Regions from separate parts of the Homo sapiens genome. Here all the other regions are linked to region 3. A link is a contact called in ENCODE Hi-C or POLR2A ChIA-PET data. All regions are on one chromosome and are shown on one strand. The core of a region is the stretch at or near the end of the contact, and the rest is flanking DNA. Distances in the headings are between cores, read along the strand shown. Region 1 holds the start of ZNF800 (zinc finger protein 800). Region 2 holds the start of AASS (aminoadipate-semialdehyde synthase). Region 3 holds the start of POT1 (protection of telomeres 1).

Region 1 (2,963 bases), core at 200-2,699, 2.5 Mb after region 3:
GCGACTGATCTTGTGGAAATGATTTAAGGTGACACTTGCAGTACTTTTTTTTAAGGGATCAAGCAGGGGAGACCTCTTGTTTGTACAAGCTTTTAGCTTCATAACTGGCTTATGCTAGGGAATATCATAGCCTGCTTAAGAATGACTACTGGGGCAGGAGGAAAAAAAGCTAGAAAAAAAGAGAAGGCAGAGTGGCTCTGATGGAGGGCAAAGCAACTGCGGACGAAGAGGGGTCTACCTGGTTCACAGCATCCGTGATGATGGTGGTCAGTCTGACAGTATTTGTCCCTTAAAGGCATTTTCAGTGGACTCGACCTACTTTGCTTTCACTGTAAGAAGCTCTTCATTGCGGCGTGGCTGTTGAAAGAAGCACAAACCCGTCACTCGCCCTGAACTTCCTGGGGGGCACTGGCTGCATTTTCCAGATACGTTCCCATCATCAGCTCTCCGCTTTCCCTCCACGGACCCGCACCTCCCTCTCGAAAAGAAAACAGAAAGACGCACAAACCCTCCTGCAGCCCAAACTCCCCACACAGGTTCATCGCCCTACCCGGAAACGCAGCCTCGGGTGCGCAGCGCAGGGCGAAGGCCTGGCCGGCAGCGCGGGCGGCTGCGGCCTCGCCGTCCCGGGCGGGCGCGCGGAAACGGAGCGCAGAGCGCGGCGGGCACCGCCGGGCTCCGGGACTACGGAGGTGCCGCTCCCGCCGGCTGCTGGCCCACGCCGCGCCCTCCCGCTACGCACGTGCGTTGGGGTCTCCCTGGCGGAGACCCCGTCCCCACAACCAAGTGCGCCCAACTTACTCAACTCTTAGGGCGGGCCGGCGGGCGGGCGGAAGGAAGGAAGGCAGGCCGGGCGGCCGCGGGGACAGCCTGGCGTGGGAGGCGGCTGCGGGCCCCACCTGGCGCAGCCTCCGCTGACCACGCGGGGGAACCCGGACTCGGGCCCGACGCGCTCCCAAAGAGTCCCCGCCGGCGCTGACGCGGAAGCGCCACAGCTCACCACGTCCCTCCGCGGGCCGAGACGACTGCGGCGGCGGCTCACGGCGTCCTCCGCGCTGTGTGGCTAGGCGGGAGGCGCGCGGGCGGAGGCAGTTGACAGGAGGAACCGCCCGGCAGCAGCTGCCGCCGCCACCACCGAAGGAGCCGGAACCGGAGCGGGCAGGACCTGAGGCTTCCCTCGCCGGGGCAACGGCTGCCGCCGCAACCCGGGTCCCACCAGCGCCGCTCCACCTGCAACGGTCCCTCAGGCTTTAGGAGAGGGGCGGAGAAAAATGGGGGTCTCCCCCAACCTTGGGCCTTTTCGGTGGTAGTTGTTGTTTCAGGAAACTTTATTAAGTCAGCCTCTCTTTTACTCTGTCGCCCCCTCCTCCGGAGAGCCCGAGCTACCGCCGCGGAGCGCGTAGGAAGGGGGAAGCAGAGACTCTCCGGCAGCGACAGGGAGCGACTGACTGACCCCGGACGGAGATGGGGCGAGGGCAGGAAGTGACAAGCTCACCGAGTGGGTGGGGGGAGTGTGGCCGGCACGCCCGGGAGCGCCGCGCGCATGCGCCCGGCCGGCGCCCCCGCCTGTGGGTAGGCGACGCGCTGTGCCCGCCGCGGCCGGTGGGGAGGGGACCGGGGCCGCCGGCGCGAGGGCCGTGTCCGAGGGGAGGGAACCGGGGCGGGGGACACCAGGGCCGCGGCCGGAGTCTCGGGCCGACCGAGAGCCGAAGCCCAAAGTGAGGTGTGAGGCCCGCGATGCGGCGTGCGCGCCCACGGAGACGGGCTGCTCGGCCACCAAACTGTTGCTCTCGCTGTTCTCTGTTCAGTGGAACTGAAACTCGGGGAGGGTTGGGAGAGGACTTAGGAAGCGGTGGGCAGATGTATGAGCCATAAGTAGTGATGATCCCCAAAAGGCTGTCAGTGCATTGCTAAATGGCAAAAGTTGAACATTTTTTTCCTGCCAACAATTTTCGAAGCATGCCTCCCGGAACTTGGGGATTCTTTTATCAGGCCCAAGGGAGGGAAAGCATCTATTGGTAGCAGATGGGTATTTATCCTGGCAGCTCCGCTTCTCAAACTTGAAAGTGGAGTTGGGTCACGTGGGCTCACGCACTTTCCCTCCTCTTCTGCGCCCCGATCCTGCTTGGAAAATCCTCGAAGATCCCAGTCATCTGTCAAATTCTGCCAACCAAGGGCCGCTTCTTGGGGGCGAGAGAGCCGCCTCCGTTGTTTCCTCCCAGCTCCTGGAACGTAATTCTTGCTCTTGGTGACATCAAGCAAATATGTGTCCACCGCCCGTCAGGAAATTTTAAGAGAATAAAGCCCATTCGCCTTGTCTCCGATCCTCCCCAAGATCCACTGAAAACCTTTCCAGTTGGTCCAACTTAAGCTGCCATTGTGCGGGGTCCTGAAAAAACTGAAGTTCAGTAGATAGACTTTGTTTAGAAGAGAAAAAGTTCAGTTTTCAAAATCCAAAGGAAAGTTTGTAAATTGATACATTTGTTACTTTAAAAATGTTGGGCCAGGCGCAGTGGCTGGTGTTTGTAATCCCAGCACTTCGGGAGGTCAAAGCGGGAGGATCGCTTAAGCCCAGGAGTTAGAGACCAGCCTGGCAACATGGCAAAACGCCCTCTCAACCAAATAAAAAAAAATTAGCCGGGCAGGATGGCGCGTGCCTGTGGTCCCAGCTACGGGAGAGGCGGGGGCGGGGGGCGGGATGGCTTGGGTCCAGGAGGTGAAGCGTTTGCATTAGGTCTCCGGGGATTGCAGCAGCTTGATTCTAGGGGATGACAAGAAAGGGATAGAAACGTGATCTTTAACTAGTCACATAAGTGGTATGATCATATATATCTGTCCCATAGTTAAGAGGCATCACCCAACGTGAAACTAAAATATGAAATGCCACAGTTTATAAATTAATGTAAAATAAGTTATGATACTTCTGTGATAGTGTTTGTTATGCAGCCAATAAAAATCACATT
Region 2 (3,326 bases), core at 390-2,889, 2.8 Mb before region 3:
ACACCTTAGATCAGATGAATGTGGTAATAATGTTTTGGGGTTATTTTCCATTCCAAATGTTTGTTTCCATGATTTCATGAATTGCATAGAATCTTTTGTAGCCTTCCCAAGAAAACTTACCACTGTTTGTAATGTTATTTCTATGAGAAAATTAATAAAAGAATATATGAAAAAAATGAAAATGTTTTGTTAAATGGTGGCTTCTTAAACACCAAAGATCATTTCCAAAATTCCGAACCAAGGTCTGTTAAACGACTAGTGAGAAAAAAAATTCAATGACAAATAAACCAAAGTTCTGATCACGCCATCATCAATAACAAGTGAAACTGATAACAAATATGATTATCTGAAGAGTGGGAAAATGATTCAGGTAAATTGGCTTCAATTTTTGTCCACCTAACTCATTTTGCAGAATGGCCACCAGGTTACACAGTCAAGTCATGTAGCCCTAGATTCACTCATCTTCATGGGAAAAAAAGAAGAGGGGAGTGCAGGGGACAAAACAGACAAACCCAGAAACACCAAAGTGCCATCAGTGTTTTGGGATTTTTTTTAATACAGTATTGGAAAGCCGCAGCTTCAGTCAAGGACCATTCCGTCCTGTGTATAACTACATCTCACAGCTGCACCTTCCCCACTGATAACCCACAACATCAAAAAATGTTAATCCTTGTTCAAGTTACTGAACTAATTCATTCTCTCTCGCGCTCGAGCGCTCTTTCTCTCTCTCTCTTCCGCTCCCCCCACCCCCATTCCCCTGAAATCAATGTCTGAAAAGCACATTTCTTCTTCTGAAGCTGTCAGGATAGACAGACATTCAGCCCCATTCAACCGAGGAGGGTGGGTAAACTGCTTCTCCCCGCGCCCCGTCCCGCGCGAGCGCTCACAATGGGCTGCATAGTCCCGCAGGGGCTGAAGAGTTCAGGAAACCCAGACTTGCAAGGCGCCCAACTTCCACCCATCTCCGATCCTTGCTGGAGAATGGGTCTGTGTCTCGGAGAGTGGGCAGCCCAAGATGGACAAGGAGAGAAGTTTGTGATCAGTTTGGCTAAGCTGGGCGTGGGGAGGGAAGGGGGAAAGAACCACCCCGAAATCTCCATCCACCGCCCCCTCAGCCAGCCGTCCCCTCTAAGCACGCCGTCCACAAATTAACAAGCCGTTGTTTCCTCAGCTTCATCAGTTCTTTATTCCCCAGCCACAGCACCACCACTGTCCGCCAAAAAAGAAAGAAAAGAAATCCGAATTGCAATCCCTCGCCTTTCTACTTAGAAATGCTGGAGCTGCGCTGACCGCTCTCCCTCCCTTCCTCGCAGTGAAACTCTCTGCGTTTCCGCTCTCCCTCCATTCCTCGCAGGGAGGCCCGAATGCTCGCCGCCTTCTCCCTCTCTCGGCCCGGCCGGGGTCGCCTCGCGGCGCCGGGACCCGAAGGCCAGGCTCGCGGGCCCCTCCCAGCGACAGCCCGAGCCCGGCCCGCTATCTCCACCGCATCTCACAGGCTGAGCCCACCCGCGCGTCTGCTCAGCTCTCCGCGGGGACCTCTCCTCTCCTCACCTCGTCCGCTCTGGGGCGCCGACTTGTCCCCCGCCGCCTCGAATCTTCCGAGTCGCTGCAGGGGAGGCTCCGAATTCCTAGAAGAAACTGGGATGGAAGGCCGGGAAGTAGGAGGTGTTTGCTCAACTTCTGAGGACGTCACGCCTCTGCCTCCCGTAGCCAATCAGCAGCCGCCCTGAGGGAACAACCTTCTCATCTGCCAATCGGCGGCGCTGCCAGTTGCTACGTCATGCCCGGCCCCTGCTCCTCCCCAAGATCCTTCTGTCTCTGATCTCTGATCTCTGACCTGCGTTCTTAGCTGGGACGTCGAGTTCTCCCAGGATAATTATCGACCAGGTTTGTAACTGTCCGTGGCAGAAGGCGGGCGGGGACGGAAAGCAACGAAAATAGTCTGGGCATTACGCTCTAAATAGAGGTGCACATCTCCTGGGGAAAAGTTGCGAGCGCCGGTACCTCACGTTTGTTTAGCTATAGACACTTTTCAAAGCATTTCACCGCCTTGTCACAACCCTGTGAAGCCAGATAACAGTTCTTACAACAGTTTTAGAAGCCAGCAAGCGGAGAATCTGAGAAATTAAAACTGAGTGTGTTCATGTGCATATGGCAATGTCCAATGTTATTGAAAAGTCCTAACTACCTAGGAGGCCTGGAGGGAGGGGGAAAACGTATTTCATAGACACTAGCCCCAGCACTAGGAACTGAAGAATCGTCTGAAGCCCAGCTGTGATTCCCCAAGGCGTCAACGGTCAGAAGTTAATCTTCCCTCCTGTTTTTACAACTTTCTCCACCACTTACTCTTCTTATACCTGCCATAGATGTATTTAGCTACTGAACTCCTATGTCAACAATCTATAGCCAGAACGTTCTTGAGACTCCACTCATATCTCCAATTGCAGAGAAAATTATTTATTTATTTATTTGTGGTAGACATGGGGTCTCGCTGTGTTGACCAGGACACTGGTCTGGAACTCCTAGCCTCAAGCTATCCTCCCACCTCGTCCTCCCAAAGCACTGGGATTACAGGTGTTAGCCACTGTGCCCAACCCCAAATTAGAATTTTATCTGTAAGTAGAGTTGGAATTTTCTTCTGTATCTTCAGCTTCACATTTCCAAAATCGGATCCCTTATCATTCTTGGAAAGTCTTCCAAAGGCTGTGTAGTGGTTCACACCTGTAATCTCAGCACTTTGGGAGACTGAGGCTGGAGAATCACTTGAGCCCAGGAGTTTAAGACTAACCTGGGCAACGTAGCAAGACCTGTGTCTACTAAAAATAAAAATAATAAAAATAAATAAAATTTTAAAAAGCCAGGTGTAGTGGCACATACCTGTGGTCCCAACTACTTAGGAGGCTAAGGTGGAAGGATCACTTGAGCCGCAGGATGTTGAGGCTGCAGTGAGCCATGATCATGCCACTGCACTGTAGTCTGGGTGACAGAGTAAGACCCTGTCTCAAAAAATAAAATAAAATAAAGCCTTCCCTTTTGTGCTCACCAGCTCTGTTACTAATATCACTGCCTTCCTACTCACCACCTATCCAGACTTAAAAAGCCACGGTCACTTCAGTTCTTCCTCTGGCCCCTCAGCCTTACCCTTGGTGTTGACACTGTCCTTTAAAAACCCCACTACTATCACCCTACTTCAAACCCCTTTTTATATATAACGTAGACCATATTTTTTTAAGCATACAACTCCAATTGTCTCATTGGCCTAAGCAAAAAGCCTCAGAGACTACCCAGTACTTGTGGAACATTAGCCCAACGTTCTTCACATAATG
Region 3 (3,069 bases), core at 133-2,632:
CTTTCGTGATCTGTCAGAACCAAAAGCTCTCTCATGTTCACACATCACAATGCTAATATCACACCTATTAATTTTAATTGGAGATCAGGTGATTGATCTGTCAGACCCCACAGAAATGTGATTATCTTTAGTTCCGGGACTATATTTATTCATCTTTGTACCTCAGAAACTTACTCCAATGTTTCACACACGAATTTGATAATTGTTCGCTAAATAAGTACTGAATAAGAATAACTTATTGAAATATTCAATCTCAAATGTTATGACAAAGATAAAAACCATACCTAAACCAGTTCTCATAAATAAACTCAACACTTAAAAACTGCATTCCTTTTAGTAGGAAAAAGCATTCTGAGTTATAGAAATTCTTACCTGAATATATTTCTTGCTATAATTGTAACCTGGCTGTAGGGATCCGAAATCTACTTTATGTAATTTACTCAGCGGCTGAACTTCAGGCACCCCATTGACTTCCTTTATTAATTCAAGTGGCATATCAGTTCTGCTTCACACTGATGTCCAAAGCAAATTCAACTAGGGAATCTGACAACTTGCTGCTGAAAATACAAAACCAGTGTTTTACCCAAAATGAAGTCAATAATTTGCTTTAAGTCTCTTTGACTTAGTTATGCTTTTCCTTATTATAGTTAACACGGTTCGGGGTTGGGGGGTGACAGGAGGATGGATTATTTTACAATTTTATTGCAAAGATCAATACAAAACATTCTTCCAAGGAACTGAAACTTAACCATTTTCTACTTAGCTGCGTAAAGTACCTCCAAAAAGCCAGTTTTAAGATCTGTAACGTCACTAACAAACGCTTTTAACATTGTGCTTTAAAATGTAAAATTTATTGGGGAAGAGGGAGGCTGAAAAATCGTGTTTTTTTTTAACCCCCACGGGAGCTGTAATATTGTATAGACAAACTGTGCACCAAAAGCATCGTACTCCAACATGTTTCTGTGGCCCCCTCCCTTCACCCGCTAAATAAATGAAGAAACAAAAATTACTGAACTGAGATTAACTTCTGCATCGTAGGCTCAACCTTATTTCACAGACCTCTTGACGGGGACACTCACTAGTGTCGATATCTAATTTTAATGTTTGCGCACCAACCTTCCCCCAAGCCACCTGAGCTCTGTGAGGGCGGGGACTTGGACTTAACTCCTGTCTGCTTCTCCCAAAACACCAAGAAAGATGCTGAACACAGCAGGCTCGAGATAAACACTCGTAAGAAAGCGTTTCTCTGCGATAATTACATCAAATTTTGATCTAAACTAATTCAATCCCGGGCCCGTTACGTCTGGCACCCACTCAAATGAACACACCAAACCTTACAAATTTCACTCACCCGTACTCTAGAAAGAACCCTAGGAAGAGTTTAGGCGGGCGCGCAGGTGACGTCACACGCACGCTGACGGTTCAGCTCCACGCATGCGTGCAGGATCCCTGGGCATAGTCGCTTGTTCTCCGCCCGCGGTGGACCAGCTGCGTAACGGTTCACACACTGATGGCGCCTGGAGGTTTGGCGAAATACTGACAGGATGCGACGTCAACGGGAGCGCAGGGCCAAGGTACAGGCCCCGCCCAGTCCGGTCACATCCCCCGGAATTCTCGCAGCTCCCCTTAGCTCCGCCCCCAGTGACTTTCCAGCTTTCGTGGCGGGAGGCAAGCTTAGGGGAAGCGGGCGGGTCCGCTGGGCGGGATTTGAGCTTCCCTTTGGTAGATTCGAAGCTCCTGTAGGCAGAGCCTTTCTTTTAATGTCCAGTTCTCTTCCTCCAAGAAATAGGCACCTACTGCAGTCTTTACAAGGAAGCATTTACAAGGATAACAATGTTATTTGGGAGTTTTTATAGTAATTTCGGGCATTGGCATAATGCCACCATTGAGTCTTGCTATTTACAGACAGATTTGATTAACCTTGTCATTGTTTTATAGGGCCATGATTTTGTGGTATAATTAATATTTATTATAATTTATTTTATAGGTTTATTATAGTTTATTTAATATTTATTATAACTTATAATTGATAAATATTATAATTTATCATTTATAATGATAAATTGTTAAACATGAATTCTCTGCTAATTCCAGATATATGCCTTCAATCATTTAAGTGAAATCATCCTAGTGTGAAACTAAATGTAATAAAGAATTACATGAATATTTCCAAGGCTAATTTGAACTAAAATATCTTCTTTATATACATATTTGCAGGAGGATATAGCTAACTTTTTTTTTTTTTTTGAGACGGAATCTCGCTCTGTCACCAGGCTGGAGTGCAATGGCGCAATCTCGGCTAACTGCAACCCCCACCTCCCGGGTTCAAGCAATTCTTCTGCCTCAGCCTCCCTAGTAGCTGGGATTACAGGCGCAGGCCACCATGCCTGGCTAATTTTTGTATTTGTTTAGTAGAGACGGGGTTTCCCATTTTGGCCAGGCTGGTCTCGAACTCCTGACCTTGTGATCCGCCCACCTTGGCCTCCCAAAGTGCTGGGATTACAGACATGAGCCACTGTGCCCAGCCAGCTATGTTTGAAGTGCCTTTTTAATCAACAGGAAGCATTCAGTATTAGCCCATCTCCTGTTTCCCCTCCCCATCCCTGTAGTTATATCCCACGCAGAAGCCGGGGTGACAAGTGCATGAACTCAGGAGCTGTCCATTTGAGGAAAACTATAGGGAAGGTTTAGATGCTATCCTCCTTCCATCTCTGGCTGCATCCGGCTGAGAAATACTATTCCTCCTTTTTATGTGAAGCCCTCCACATGGGCTTTGGACCCTGACCAATTTCATCTCCCTTCCATCATCATCAATATATTTTCTCTTAATGTATTTTAAGCTTTCCTTCTTTTATTCATTCTTTCCCGTCACCATTTAAACACATTCTCCCAGGCTCTTGCTCTGTCGCCCAGGCTGAAGTGCAGTGGCGAGATCATAGCTCGCTGCAGCCTGGAACTCCTGGGCTCAAGCTATCCTCTGGCCTCAGCCTTCTAAGTAGCTGGGACTACAGGCACAGGCCACCACACCCGGCTAATTTTTTAAAAAAATTTTGTGGAGACGAGTTCTCA

Evidence for each region. Hi-C counts contacts between places; a loop is a spot of excess contacts on that map. ChIA-PET counts read pairs that join two places held with the same protein, here RNA polymerase II (POLR2A). Pooled maps may share reads with other maps.
Region 1: a loop to region 3 is called in a map of GM12878, with 11 times the contacts of the local background. The contact joins the promoter of ZNF800 here to the promoter of POT1 in region 3. A Hi-C loop is called at or near these places in 5 of 168 maps with a recorded cell type or tissue (CD4-positive, alpha-beta T cell, CD8-positive, alpha-beta T cell, GM12878 and 2 more), 4 of 37 single-sample maps with no recorded cell type and 16 of 50 pooled maps. POLR2A ChIA-PET finds 5 or more read pairs at or near these places in 2 of 52 experiments (K562 and activated naive CD4-positive, alpha-beta T cell).
Region 2: a pooled map shows a loop between it and region 3 (23-fold over the local background). The contact joins the promoter of AASS here to the promoter of POT1 in region 3. A Hi-C loop is called at or near these places in 9 of 50 pooled maps.

Annotation. Positions count from the first base shown.
Region 1 is chr7:127,391,259-127,394,221 of GRCh38, forward strand. ZNF800 (zinc finger protein 800) reads right to left here and starts at 1,450. Exons shown (of 6, transcript NM_176814.5): 1 at 802-1,450; 2 at 239-357. The coding sequence starts at 299. RefSeq lists silencers at 610-1,009, 1,410-1,809 and enhancers at 905-1,405, 1,250-1,379, 2,120-2,249.
Region 2 is chr7:122,142,610-122,145,935 of GRCh38, forward strand. It overlaps AASS (aminoadipate-semialdehyde synthase), which reads right to left and starts at 1,640. Exons shown (of 24, transcript NM_005763.4): 1 at 1,552-1,640. LOC102724527 (a long non-coding RNA gene) reads left to right here and starts at 1,805. Exons shown (of 6, transcript XR_007060500.1): 1 at 1,805-1,887. RefSeq lists enhancers at 464-969, 1,971-2,020 and a silencer at 1,271-1,470.
Region 3 is chr7:124,928,443-124,931,511 of GRCh38, forward strand. POT1 (protection of telomeres 1) reads right to left here and starts at 1,383. Exons shown (of 19, transcript NM_015450.3): 1 at 1,352-1,383; 2 at 373-557. It overlaps POT1-AS1 (POT1 antisense RNA 1), which reads left to right and starts at 1,431. Exons shown (of 8, transcript NR_125719.1): 1 at 1,431-1,574. RefSeq lists enhancers at 1,319-1,618, 1,373-1,667.